Regions from separate parts of the Homo sapiens genome. Here region 1 is linked to region 2. Evidence: read pairs that join two places in POLR2A ChIA-PET (ENCODE). Cell type or tissue: GM12878. All regions are shown on one strand. Links, peaks and the distances in the headings refer to the core of each region. The heading gives the core; the rest is flanking DNA.

Region 1 (10,500 bases), core at 4,842-7,341, 420 kb after region 2:
TTTCCTAAGGTAGTAAGGAGGGCTGGGAAGGTACAGGATCCCAGCCATATTCCTCAGGCACCCAATCGGAGAGAACCCAAGAGGGAGGGTCAGCAGGAGCCATCACAGGGGAGCGAAGAGAGGCTGTCACTGTGGCGGCCTGGTCCTTTGATATATCCGCTGTTGGGATACAGCAGCCCGGCTGGTGGCTACAGAATAATCTGCCTATTACAGCCCCCAAAGTGATGGATTAGAAGTTTCCCGTATACCTCTGCACAAAGGCCTATCCCCATAGAGGGCTTACCCTCCGAGAAGTGTTTGGGGTCGCAGTTTACACAATCCAGGACTTTATTCCCTTCTTTTGCAGTGTGTTAACAAACAAAAGATCCTAAAATTGGTTCTTACTCTTTTAATGAGGAAAAAAAAGATACCGCCCGAACAGGGACTTGAACCCTGGACCCTCAGATTAAAAGTCTGATGCTCTACCGACTGAGCTATCCGGGCTCACGGTAGTAACGTTGCTTCCATTAATGAAGACTCTGTTACCATTATGCCGTGAACTAACAGGCAAGGTGCAAGGTGGTGAACGAGTTCCTGGGCTCTTCTTTTGTGTGTGATCCAATCCAATTCCGATGCAGAAATCCGGCGAGGGCTGGGAGGAGGCTAAGTCGGGCGTGGGGAGGAAGGGTGATTAGCTTGTTCTTTGGCAGCTGAATACACATTCGTTAAATAAAGCAAGTTCTCCTTACATTTAGAGACTGCGTGGCAAACGTGAATCCTCAGTTCTGCAAAACCGCGCAGGGGAGAGAAAAAGCCGCCCACGAATTGAACTGTCTGCACCGCCTACGCGTGTCTTAGCCCTGAACCCAAAGCGCATCCAGTTGGAAACCACAGTTCAGTGGTTAAAGACATCAGGCTGCCCCTTCCGAGGAGACGCCACTTCGTGATTCCTTGCCTCCATCCCAGGTGCCCACCTCAAAAAAGTAGCGCGAAGCAGATTAGCTGAAAAGAGATGACGGGTGGTAGCCGTAGCTCGCCGGCGATCCGGTGAGCGCGCCCCGGACCCACCCCGCCCCCACAGCCCCGACTTCGACGCACGCGCAGCTCCGTCTCAGCTCGCTAGCCGACCCGCCCCTCCCACTTCTCCCCTGTACACGCAGCTGTTTTCTTCTGACAGATCCCATCAAGAACTTTCAGTCCTCTAGGCCTCGCACGTGCTGTCCCATCAATACCTGAAATGTCACCTTCCTTTCAACTCCTTTCCCCTCGTTACCTCCAAGCACCTATAGAGAAGGAAAAATAATCTTCCTTCTACCAGTTTGAGTTCTCAGCTGGGACTCCTGTAACAACAGACAGAATGAAGAGAAAAACAAGTGTATTAACATGTGCATTTCATATATACATGGGACATACCCAGGGAATGAGTAATTCTAAAGGTGTGGCTGAGAACTCCATTTTATACAGCATCGTCAACAAAGAACAATACGTTTTTGGAGAAGTGACAACACAAAGGAAAAGGACCTTAAAGGCTGGGCGCGGTGGCTCACGCCTGTAATCCCAGTACTTTGCGAGGCCGAGGTGGGCGGATCACCTGAGGTCAGGAGTTCGAGACCAGCCTGACCAACATGTGGTGAAACCTCGTCTCTACTAAAAATACAAAAATTAGCCGGGCGTGGTGGCGCGCGCCTGTAATCCCAGCTACTCAGGAGGCTGAGGCAGGAGAATCGCTTGAACTCGGAGGCAGAGGTTGCAGTGAGCCGAGATCGCGCCACTGCACTCCAGCCTGCGCGACAGAGCGAGACTCTGTCCCAAAAAAAACAAAAAAAAAGAAAGCAAAAAGAAAGGACCTCGGGTCTCCAGGGACAGCAAATTGTGGGAAAGCAAATATATGGGAAATTAATGTTAGATAAAGGCAGGTTCCTAAAGCTTGTTAAATGTACTTCTGTGGTCCCCTCTGTTCACGTCTCCAAGCTGTTAAGGACCTAAAGTTGTCTTAGGTTATCAACCTTTGTCCTTCCTGGTAGAGAAAGGAGGAGGAACGACTTTGTAAATGTATATCCTGCTTTTAGGCAGATAGGGGGAGGCTATGGAGCTTTATTTTAATCAGCTTCTTCCCAATTGCCTTTAGCGCAAAATAATCCTTAGGCCGGAGTGGCATATTTTCGGGTGGTATATACTTCTACCCTTTACACCTTTGAGAATGCAGCTTGGCCAAAGCAGTAGTTCACGCCTGTAATTCCAGCGCTTTGGAGGCCGAGGCGGGCCAATCACTTGAGGTCAGGAGTTTGAGACTAGCCTGGCCAACATGGTGAAACCTGGTCTCTACCAAAAAATACAAAAATAGCCAAGTGCGGTGGCGCACACCCGTAGTCCCAGCTACTCGGGAGGCTGAGGCAGGAGAATCGCTGGAACCCAGGAAACAGAGGTTGCAGTGAGCCGAGATGGCTTTTAATCAATGCTTTAATAGAGAAATATGCAAGACCTTTGGTAACCCAGAGAAATCACTAGAAGGAAGGCAGAGTAGCACCTGGCAGGGGGTAAGGCATTAGAACTGTGCCTTGAAAGGTGAGTAGGAGTGTGCAGGCATGCAGGAAATGTGATTCAGCCAGAAATACCGTGTCTTCTTCTCTGAGCTTGAATTCCAAATGCTTCTCACCAGGATTCCCCCTCTCCTCTTCAGGCTGAAAACAGACAGGGCTTGCCTTTTTAGGGCAAAGGCTAGGCCCAACATTTCCTAGGAATATGCCTCCCACTTTTGGTCCCAAGGTGGTTGGCTTTTGCTCAGAACAATAGTAACAATCTCATTCTTCACTCTTACCTGTGTGTATAAGTAACACTTTAAAGCATGCTGTCAGGTTCTCCAAAGAAACAGAACCAGTAGGACAGAGACAGATAGAAACAGAGGTAGAGAAAGATTATTTTAAGAGCTCGGTTCACACATTGTGGGGGTCAGCAAACCCAAAACCTGTAGGGCAGACTAACGGTTTGAAAATTCAGATAAGAGTTAAGGTTGCCATCTTGAGTTTAAATTCAGCAGGGCAGGCCAGGTGCTGTGGTTCATGCCTGTAATCCCAACACTTTGGGAGACTGAGGCGGGTGGATGACCTGAGGTCAGGAGTTCCAGACCAGCCTGGCCAACACGGTAAAACCCCGTCTCTACTAAAAATACAAAAATTAGCCAGGCGTGGTGGTGCACACCTGTAGTCAAGCTACTTGGGAGGCTGAGGCAGGAGAATCTCTGGAACCCAGGAGGCAGAGGTTGCAGTGAGCCCAGATGGCGCCACTGCACTCCAGTCTGGGTGACAGACCAGGACTCCCTCTCAAAAAATTAAATAAATAAATAAATAAATAAATAAATAAATAAATAAATTCAGCAGGGCAGTAAGCTGGAGACTCAGGAAGGCAGGTTTTCTATACCAAAGTTTTTTTTGTTTGTTTGTTTTTGTTTGAGATGGAGTCTTGCTCTGTTGTCCAGGCTGGAGTGGAGTGGCTCAATCTTGGCTCACTGCAACCTCCGCCTCCCAGGTTCAAGCAATTCTCCTGTCTCAGCCTCCCAAGTAGCTAGGATTACAGGCATGCGCCACCATGCCTGGCTAATTTTTGTATTTTTAACAGAGATGGGGTTTCACCATGTTGGCCAGGCTGGTCTGCAACTCCTGACCTCAGGTGATCTGCCCGTCTCGGCCTCCCAAAATGCTGGGATTACAGGCGTAAGCCACCGCGCCTGGCCTATAGCAAAGTTTTTAGGAGAATTCCTTCTTCTTCAGAAACTCCAGTCTTTGCTCTTAAAGGCTTCAGCTGATTTAATGAGGCACATTATAAAGGGTGATCTTCTTTACCTGGAGTCTACTGATTTAAACGTTAATCACATGTAAAAAATACCTTCATTGCCAGGGGCTGTGACTCATACCTGTAGTCTCAGCACTTTGAAAGGCCGAGGCAGGCAGATCGCTTGAGCTCCAGAGTTCGAGACCAGCCTGGGCAACATGGCGACACCCCGTCTCTATAAATACAAAAAATTAACCGGACGTGATGCTGCGTACCTGTGGTCCCAGCTACTAGGGAGGCTGAGGCCAAAGAATGACTTGAGGCCCAGGAGGTTGAGGCTGCAGTGAACTGTGATGGTGCCACTGCACCCCACCCCTGGGCAACAGAACAAGACCCTGTCTCAAAAGAAACAAACCAAAAACACCTTCCTAGTAACATCTAGAATGGCGTTCGACCAAACCTCATGAAAAGTTTAATTCTCTAGTCTATTAGATGATCAGTTGGGGTTTCTTCTTATTGATCACCATTGGACTTTCAAGAGCCCCTCATCAAAATACATCTTTCCACCCAAGAACTCAACGATTTTGGGGCTGAAGCCCCATATCAGCTAGCATATTGGCAAACATTAACAGAAAGAGGAGAGGGGTATAAATAGGCCTAAAAACCATATGGCTGGCTTCATTTTGCCTTTTACCACACTGCGAGTTCTTAGAATGTGACACATGGATCTCCTTCCTCTCCCTCCATGGTCCAGCCTGACTAAAAAGAAGGCACTCCCTAAGTGTGTTTTTCCATTGCCTTGCCTTGAGTGGAGTGGCTCATCTTTTTTTTTTTTTTTTTTTTTTTTTTTTTTTGAGACGGAATTTCGCTCTTGTTGTCCTGGCTGCAGTGCAATGGTGTAATCTCCGCTCACGGCAACCTCTGCCTCCTGGGTTCAAGCGATTCTCCTGCCTCAGCCTCCCGAGTAGCTGGGATGACAGGCGTGCGCCACCACGCACGGTTAATTTTGTATTTTTAGTAGAGACGGGATTTCTCCATTTTGGTCAGGCTGGTCTTGAACTCCCAACCTCAGGTGATCCGCCCGCCTCAGCCTCCCAAAGTGCTGGGATTACAGGCGTGAGCCACTATGCCCGGCTGTGGTTCATCATCTTAATGAGGCTTTCTACTGAAATTCAATCCATATCCTCCGAGTTCCACTGACCTCCGCCCCCATGCCAGACAAGCATGGACAACTCTGGAAGCCTAGAAACTGGTGGATGGCCGATTCCCGGGGTGTTTCCTAGTGATCTCTGCCAGGAGCTTCTCTGTTGGTGCTGATAACAAATTAGCCAATGGATACAAACCTGTTTTGTAAACTGCCAGGTGTTGAAGATCAAACGGTGTCCTCTGAAATTCAGTTCTTCCTGCATACAGCGTCTGGATATCTTTGCTGGGGTGGGGAAGGTGGTGCATAGGGTTCAGAGGGGTGCAAGGATATGATGTACAAGTGACTTGCAATTTGGAAAATAAAAATACAGGGTGTCCAGTTAAATCCAATTTCACAGAAACAACAAATATGTACTTTGTATATTCCATGCAATATTTGGGACATGTTTATACTAAAAAGTATTTGTTGTTTCTCTGAAATTCAAATTTTGGCCGGGTTCAGTGGCTCGTGCCTGTAATCCCAACACTTTGGGAGGCTGAGGCAGGAGGATGACCTGAGGTCAGGAGTTCGGGACCAGCCTGGCCAACATGGTGAAACCCTGTCTCTACTAAAAATACAAAAATTAGCCGGGCACCTGTAATCCCAGCTACTCCGGAGGCTGAGGCAGGAGAATCACTTGAACCCGGGAGGCGGAGGTTACAGTCAGCCGAGATCACGCCACTGCACTCCAGCATGGGAGCAAGACTCCATCTTAAAAAAAGAAAAAAGAAAAGAAAAGGAAAAAGAAAAAAAAGGAAATTAATTGGACGTCCTGTATTTGGTCTTCTAACCCTAGTGTAGATTTAAACTAGAAAGGGCTTCCGATCTCTGTCTCCCGCCCCACCTAAGAGCTGTTCTAGGGTCCTTGTTATTGTTTTTGTTTTCTTTTTTAAAGACAGAGTTTCACCGTGTTGGCCAGGCTGGTCTCGAACTCATGACCTCAAGTAATCCGTCCGCCTCGACTTCCCAAAATGCTGGGATTACAGGCGTGAGCCACCGCGCCCGGCCCCGGTCCTTGTTACGGTTTAAAAAGCTGGACAAAGCCCGTGCGCCGAACGCTTTCGAGGACTTCTTTGGCCAAGAGGGGGCCCGGGCTGTCACCATTCCCGGCAAGCCCGCGACCAAGCAGGCAGCGGAGGCGGCGCAGGCCGAGAGCTCCCGCCCCTCTGACAGTGAGAGAAGGGTCGCAGCGCCCACGGCTGCCTAGAACCCGAAAGAAGAGGAGCGGGGTGCGGGGACACAGGGTTGCTCAAGAAAGTGAGCTATGCGCAGTGCTCCGGAAGAGCTTGTCTCAAACCAGGTCCCAAGTGAGGGCAGAGGCGTAACTTCGTACTGGGCAGTTTAAAAGGTAAGACATATGTCCCCAGTATCCTCCCTCCCAGGGGAAAATGACGATAAGGTTTCCCTTAACTGCCCCAGCCCGCGTGAGAACCCACAGGGTGTTGACCCTGTTAACTGCAGAAAGACCCTGTTAACTGCAGAAATCACATGTAGTGATGACTAACGCCTAAAACGGAAGCGCTGCCGAAACCCGGGATTGAACCAGGGACCTTTAGATCTTCAGTCTAACGCTCTCCCAACTGAGCTATTTCGGCTGCCGTGGAAGACGTTTTTCTTTTTTTCTACATAATTATAATAAAATAGTATTTGTTCCGTGGTAACAAAGATCATATGGATTCAGCTAGAGGTAGGCATTTTACAAATGTTACAAAGGTGATAAGGCAAGGCCCTTGTTTACAAACTGAAGTGATAAATCACTTTTCTCAGGGTTTTTTGTTGTTGTTGTTGTTTTAAGTTCCCTGCAATTTGCTTTTTTCATTTAAAAACATATTATGGACTTTTTTCATGGCAGTTATGTAGACCTATCATACTTTTTAATCCACGTTCGCCAGTATTGGATTGTATGGTTATAACATAATCTATGTAATCAAACTGACAACTATCAGCTTTTTTACCTTTTTCTATATCTCATTATTAAAAACAATACTGCCATAAATTTTTAAAATATACTTGTTTTTCTTGTGCAAAGGCAGATTTTGCAAGGTAGATATATATAAACATTGTGATTTTTACAGATATCTTCAGATTGAAATCCAGGATATATAGAAGAGGTAAGGAAGGCCATTTGTAAAGGCTTCAAATGTAGACTTTCAATGCTACCTCCACATGAGGTAAACATAGAGTCACTGTACAGTATTTGTTAAAAGCATTGATTTGCTAAACCTAGCATTAAAAATATACCTCAATTTTTGGAATACCATCTTGGCATTTTTCATTTTTAAATATATATAGTCAAAAAAAAGAATTAAGTCAGGCTTCCCTCAAACTCTAAGAAGCAAGTTGTGGTTTAATAATATCTCTAATATGCTGATTTTATTCCTCCTCCACCTCCCATTTCATAATTTTCATCTCTTGCATTTATTCACTGAAAAATGTTTTAGCCAGATGCGGTGTCTCTGGGAGGCCAAGGCAGGCGGATCACCTGAGGTCGGGAGTTCAAGACCAGCCTGACCAACATGGAGAAACCCCGTCTCTACTAAAAATACAAAATTAGCCGGGCGTGGTGGTGCACGCCTGTAATTCCAGCTGCTCGGGAGGCTGAAGCAGGAGACTCCCTTGAACCAGGGAGGTGGAGGTTGCAGTGGGCCGAGATTGCGCCATTGCACTCCAGCCTGAGCAACAACAGCAAAACTCCGTCTCAAAAAAAAAAAAGTTTTATATAAACTCCATAAGGCTGTTAGAATAATTCAATGCTTTGTATTCACTTGCTTCATAAATAAGGAGCCAGCATGGACTCATTACAATTTGAAATAAAAGCGCCATGACCTTAGTTTAGAATTTATAAACAATAGGCTTAAAATGGAGGATGAGTATAGACTGTCATTCTCAAGAAAGATTAAGAGTACATCTGAAATGAGATGTTTGTGGCTGTCACGCCTAAACTAGGTGACTTTACAGTTTTTTCAGACTCAAGAGCCTATCATTTGTTTAGCTTAAATTTCACCCTTTTGGTTTCCCTTGGTAGTTGAAGTACGAAAAATTCTAAAATGACCCACAAAACACCCTCCCAGCCCCACAAAACCCTGCATAATCCCTGGGACTATGAAATTCATCATATTAATTTATAACCTGTTATTAGGTGATATTATATAGTACAGGTTACTCTAAAATATGTGATTATCTGGGTGAGCCTGACCAATCACTTGAGCCCTTTAAAAGCAGAGGGTTTTTTCTAGCTGGTTGCAGAAAGGAGTCAGAGACTCAAAACACAAGACTTGAAGATGGAGGGGACCATGTGGCAAAAATATACGGGCAGTCTCTAGAAGTTGAGGGTGGTTCTCAGCTGACAGCCAGCAAGGAAATTGGTCTTCAGTTCTGCAACTGCAGGAAACCTAAGTTGGCCAAGAACAAGAATGAGTTTGGAAGCAGCTTTCCCCTCAGTGCCTCCAGATGAGAACTCAAGCTGGTCAACTCCTTGATTTCAGTCTTGTGACACCCTGAGTAGAGAACCCAGTCACATCATGTGGGACTTCTCATCTACAGATGAACGGATAAACCGTGAATGGATAGAACAGGTGTTGTTTTAAGCTACTGTTTATAGTAATTAGTTATGCAGCTATGGAAAATTAATACCGTAGTATAGACTTACCATAGGCTAGGTATATTAATGACAAAGAGTGGATTTAAGTCCTTTTCCGGTCACTTACTTGCCTATGTTCTTGAGTCATTTACTTGTCTATGCTTAAGTCGGTTTCTTTTCTTTTTTCTTTTTTCTTTTTTCTTTTTGAGACAGAGTCTTGCTTTGCTGCCCAGGCTGGAGTGCAGTGGCACGATCTCGGCTCACTGCAACCTCTGCCTCCCGGATTCAAGCGATTCTCCTGCCTCAGACTCCCGAGTAGCTGGGACTACAGGCGCCCACCACCACGCCCGGCTTGCTTATTCATTTATTTATTTATTTATTTATTTATTTATTTATTTATTTATTTATTTATTGAGACGGAGTCTCGCTCTGCCACCCAGGCTGGAGTGAAGTGGCAGGATCTCAGCTCACTGCAACCTCTGCCTCCTGGGTTCAAGCGATTCTTCTGTCTCAGCCTCCCGAGCAGCTGGGACTATAGGTGTGTGCTACCACGCCCAGCTAATTTTTGTATTTTTAGTAGAGACGGGATTTCACCATATTGGCCAGGCTGGTTTCGAACTCCTGACCTCGTGATCCACCCGCCTCGGCCTCCCAATGTGCTAGGATTACAGGCATGAGCCACCGCCCCTGGCCCTGGCTAATTTTTGTATTTTGAGTAGAGATGGGGTTTTGCCACACTGGCCAGGCTGGTCTCAAACTCCTGACCTCAGGTGATCCACCCTCCTTGGCCTCCCAAAGTGCTGGGATTACAGGCATGAGCCCCTGCACCTGGTTCCAGTGTGATACACACATGCACACATACATACATATATATAATTTATATATACATATGTGTATATGTATAAAAAAATATACACACACACACACATACGTACACACATATATATGTAAAATACCTGGACCCCATCTGCAGAGATTCTGATTCAATTAGGGCTAAGGCAATTATGTGTGTGTGTGTGTGTGTGTGTGTGTGTGTGTGTGTGTGTGTGTGTGTCTAAAATTGCCCTAGCCCCTAATTGAATAGAATCTCTGCAGATGGGGTCAAGGTATTATATGTGTTTTAAGTTGGCCAGCTGATTTTATGTGCAGGCTCTCTCAGTCTCTCATTCCTCGGTTCTCACAAAAATGCCACTATGATATGTTAAGACCCATTTTCTAAAATTGCTTACTCGACTTCTGAACAGGCACATCTTACAAAGCATGTCTAAAAATGAACCTGTTGGGTGCAGTGGCTCACACCTGTAATCCCAGCACTTTGGAAGGCCGAGGTGGGAGAATTGCATGAGGCCAGGAGCTTGAGACCGTCCTGGGCAACATGGTGAGACCCCGTTTCTACAAAAAATAAAAAAATAAGCTGGGCGTAGTGGCGCACACCTGTAGTTCCAGCTACTAGAGAGGCTGAGGCAGGAGGACTGCTTAAGCCCAGGAGTTGGAGGCTGCAGTGAGCTATGATCATGCCACTACACTTCAACCTAGGCAACCCAGTGAGACCCTATCTCTAAAAAAATTAAAAATGAACCTAACTTTCCTTCTAAACTTGCTTATCTTACTACCATCTTCCATCTAGGTTTCCTAAGTCAGAAAAATAAGAATTCCTTCTTCCCTCTGCCCTCCATTTTATGGGAAAGCCATGAAATGCTTTCATTCTACTTCATCCTTTCTGGAAGCCCTCCATTTCTCATCTTCGTATCCTCTCCAACCTCCTTTTTTTTTTTTTTTTCTTTTTTTTCTTTTTTTTGAGAGGGAGCTCTGTAGCCCAGGCTGGAGTGCAGTGGCACGATCTCGGCTCACTGCAACATCTGCCTCCCGGGTTCAGGCAATTCTCTTGCCCCAGCCTCCCGAGTATCTGGGAATACAGGCACCCGCCACCATGCCTGGCTAATTTTTTTGTATTTTTAGTAGAGATGGGGTTTTGCCACGTTGGCCA
Region 2 (3,383 bases), core at 636-3,135:
AGCAAGTTCTTTAGGTAAGTAGAACCTTGATGTCAAGTATAAAACAGGGGTTGGTATAGGATAGCTAAGAGCACTTTATATTTTGATATAATCTGATTTATCCTGGATACTGAAAACAATGTAGGGAGACGGAGGATATTGGAGTGTTTTCTTAACCTCTTGCCCCTTTCCACTGTGATTGCTCAAGTACATGCAAAATTAATGTTTCTTTCTGCCCATTTTATTTTCCTTTTTTTGTCTGTGTCTATTAATCATTCCTAAAGCACCCGGATCCTCTCTCAAACTTCGTAAGATGAGACATCATGAACAGACACAGTGAATCCCTAGATTTTCTTAATAGTTGGGCAACAAGTTCTTGCATTTAGGGATGTTGCAACATAGCCCAGTTCCGCAATTGTACATTTTCTATTTTTTTTCCTAGGTTCTCTGCTGTTTAAAAAGTATCCCTGTGGTGAGTGTATTGATATTGATAACATTTACATGACCTTTTTATTGATTATTTACTGGGGGACCTATTACATACAGGCAGTGTTTTAAAGGCTTTGCATATGCTCTCTCTCTCTCTCTATATATATATATATTTACACACACTGTATATATAGATAGATTGCATATATAATATATATAATATGTGTGTGTATGTGTGTATATATATATTGTGTGTGTGTGTGTGACAGAGAGAGAGAGAGAGAGATGAAGTCTCGCTCTGTTGCTCAGGCCTCAGGCTGGAGGGCAGTGGTGTGATCTCGGATCACTGCAACCTCTGCCTCCCAGGTACAAGCCACTCTCCTGCCTCAGTCTCCCAAGTAGCTGGGATTACAGGCACCCACCACCATGCCCAGCTAATTTTTAATTCTTAGTAGAGACAGGTTTTCACCAGGTTGGCCAAGCTGGCCTCGAACTCCTGACTTCAAGTGATCCATCAGCGTTGGCCTCCCAAAGTGCTGAGATTACAGGCATGAGCTACCGCACCCAGACCACAATATATTTCTTAATCTTTATAACAAGGTTGATTCCCACCTTAAGGTGAGGAAAATGAAGGAAGAATAGTTAATTAATATGCCCAAGGTCATGCAGCTAGTAAGTGGCTACCTGATATTTGAACTCAGACAGTTTTATAAGTTCTAACATTATTTTAGCACTTCCATATTCATTATCTCATTTAGAATCATTGCTTCTTTTTACAAACAAGAAATTGAGGCTCAGAAAGGCTAAATGAATTTCCCTAGTCAATGACTGACAGTAAACTAGAAAGCCAGGACTCTTGTTCCATAGTGGAATGGTTACGAGAGTAAACATAGCCTTTAGATAACTTCCATTTGACAAGAAATACAGGGGCTAGAACATAAGTTAAACAATGACATGAGGAAACAACCCAGGAGGTGAACATTCTATAGAGACAATTTCTCTGTTCTCTTCAACAAATCAGTGCTTTTTCTAGAATAAAAGAGCCTTATAAGACATATAAAGGAAACTGTGTACCTCAGTTGGATCTTGGTATGAATAAATCAGTATTGTGATTATAAAAGAAAAATTATGTAATTTTTAGAGATGGGAAGTGACCATTAGCGTTTAAATGTCATGATGTTTCTAGCTGTAACATAAATCATCTAGTAAAATAAAAGGATGGTGTAAGGGTAGCCAAACCCGGGTTTGGCAACTCACACCTCAAAGCCAAACATGAGAGATGAGAGTTGGTGGGAGGAAAAGCAGGTTCATTCAGAGAGCCAGCAAACTGAGAAGATGGCAGACTAGCAACCCAAAGTAGCCTCTTAAGTGAGTACAAGTTTCAGGCTCTTTATGTTAAGGGCATGGGGAAGAGAAGGGATTTACGATCAAGAGGTGACCATTGACTGGAGACATCTGAGCACCATCAAGGATCCAAGAAGGTTGGGAATGTCTTTGTCCTGATGTTCCAGTGAGCCCAAGCATTGATTTGCTGAAGAGAACAGATAAGTTGTCTCTATAGAATGTTAATTTCCTGGGCTGCTTCTACATGTTGTTGTTTAGCTTATGTTCTAGCCCCTGTATTTCTTGTCAAATGGAAGTTATCTAAAGATTATATTTATATTTGTTCTCCAGGTCACAACCCTCCTGTAAATTTTTAACAATCCATAGTTGTTTACATACTTTCCCTTTAATCCCAGAGCTAGTTTTTAAAACTACATTTTTTTTGCATATTATCTCACTGCTCTAAAATTAACCTCCCCTCCATGCATGAATGGATAAAGACCCCGTGAACAAAAATAGAGTTCTTTATGTTAGTTCTTTTACTGTTTCACTGTTACATAAATTGGCAAAAAAATGAACAATTAACTATGTGATAGGTATGTAGAAGTTCATTATACCATTCTCTCATTTTTTCTCTAATAAATTGTTCATAATAAAAAGTCCTGAAAGTATATTCTCTGAGTTTTATGACCTTGAGTAAAAGTTTAATCTCCCTGGGTGTTCAAGCTCTTTTGCCAGTAAAATGAGACAAATAGTACCTATCTCATAGGGTTGTAAGAATTACATGAGATAGTTGATGAAAAGCACTTAGAACAGGGCATAGTACACCATATGCCTACTCCATTCGTTTATTGAATGTATCTTTAGAAATGTATCTTTTTCAAGGGCCTGACATGTCTCAGACATTGTTTTGAAATATTGAGGTACTAAGGACAGACATGGCTGCTGCCCTCAATGGTATTTATCTTTCTAGCGGTATTTATTACTATTGAAGATGTCACTATTTTATTTAAAGTTTGTTCATCCTCTTCTAGGGAGACATCAGAGGAGAGATAGAAGGAAAAATACCTCTTTAAACAAAAAATCTAAAGCAGCAACTAAGGTTTCTGACTATCATCCCTAGCAAACTTTCCAGATTTCTTTTTAAAATCTCATTCCAAGTTTCTTTCCTCAGCTCTATCCTCACCACTTCCCTGTAATTTTATCTCCCCTTGCCATCTTCATCTTAAATGAATAACAGATTTTAACATCAATGTAACTAGAACAGCTTTTTGAAATTTCCAACTGAAAATTATTCTATTATTTATACTTGCATTTGAATTCCATCTCTGCCACATAGCTCTGGCCTTGGGCAGTTCGTCTACCTTCTCTAAGCTATACTTTCCCCATCAGCAAAGTGTAGCTATACCTAATTTGCATAGCATCCGCAGGAATTTGCAGCTAGAGATAATTTTCATAAAGTGTTTAGTATAATTTTCATGAAGTGCCTGACACGCAGTGTTCTCGAAAAGAGAGCTTTTATTGTTAAGGTGATTATAGTTGGTGAATAAACTATCTATTTGCTAAGGTACCATCTCCAGGGAGAGCAAGGTTGGAGCCTAAGGGGAAAGATGGGACGCAGGACACCAGCTAATCTTTTCCTCTGTACAATT

Evidence for each region. Peaks named below come from ENCODE experiments on the same cell type or tissue, not always from the same donor. Only the 100,000 strongest peaks of a DNase experiment are listed, where the experiment ranks them.
Region 1: POLR2A ChIA-PET joins it to region 2 with 5 read pairs; 2 of 35 experiments call an interaction of 5 or more read pairs at or near these places.

What each region holds. Positions count from the first base shown.
Region 1 is chr11:59,559,925-59,570,424 of GRCh38, forward strand. LINC02739 (long intergenic non-protein coding RNA 2739) reads right to left here and starts at 6,206. Exons shown (of 5, transcript NR_187292.1): 1 at 5,091-6,206; 2 at 2,595-2,660; 3 at 1,212-1,319; 4 at 729-953; 5 at 374-642. TRF-GAA2-1 (tRNA-Phe (anticodon GAA) 2-1) reads right to left here and starts at 6,528; the gene lies at 6,456-6,528. TRK-TTT3-4 (tRNA-Lys (anticodon TTT) 3-4) reads right to left here and starts at 483; the gene lies at 411-483. It overlaps LOC102723575 (a long non-coding RNA gene), which reads left to right. Exons shown (of 4, transcript XR_950136.2): 4 at 735-822. RefSeq lists enhancers at 5,500-6,001, 5,847-6,026, 6,002-6,501. In GM12878, for the core only: no CTCF peak of the experiment used is centred there; a DNase peak (open chromatin) is centred at 6,337; H3K4me3 peaks cover 1,355 bases; H3K27ac peaks cover 744 bases.
Region 2 is chr11:59,145,406-59,148,788 of GRCh38, forward strand. It overlaps FAM111A (FAM111 trypsin like peptidase A), which reads left to right. Exons shown (of 6, transcript NM_001312909.2): 4 at 422-451. Among named protein-coding and RNA genes, the nearest start is that of FAM111A, 4.2 kb to the left of the region's middle. In GM12878, for the core only: no CTCF peak of the experiment used is centred there; no DNase peak of the experiment used is centred there; H3K4me3 peaks cover 2,355 bases; H3K27ac peaks cover 1,731 bases.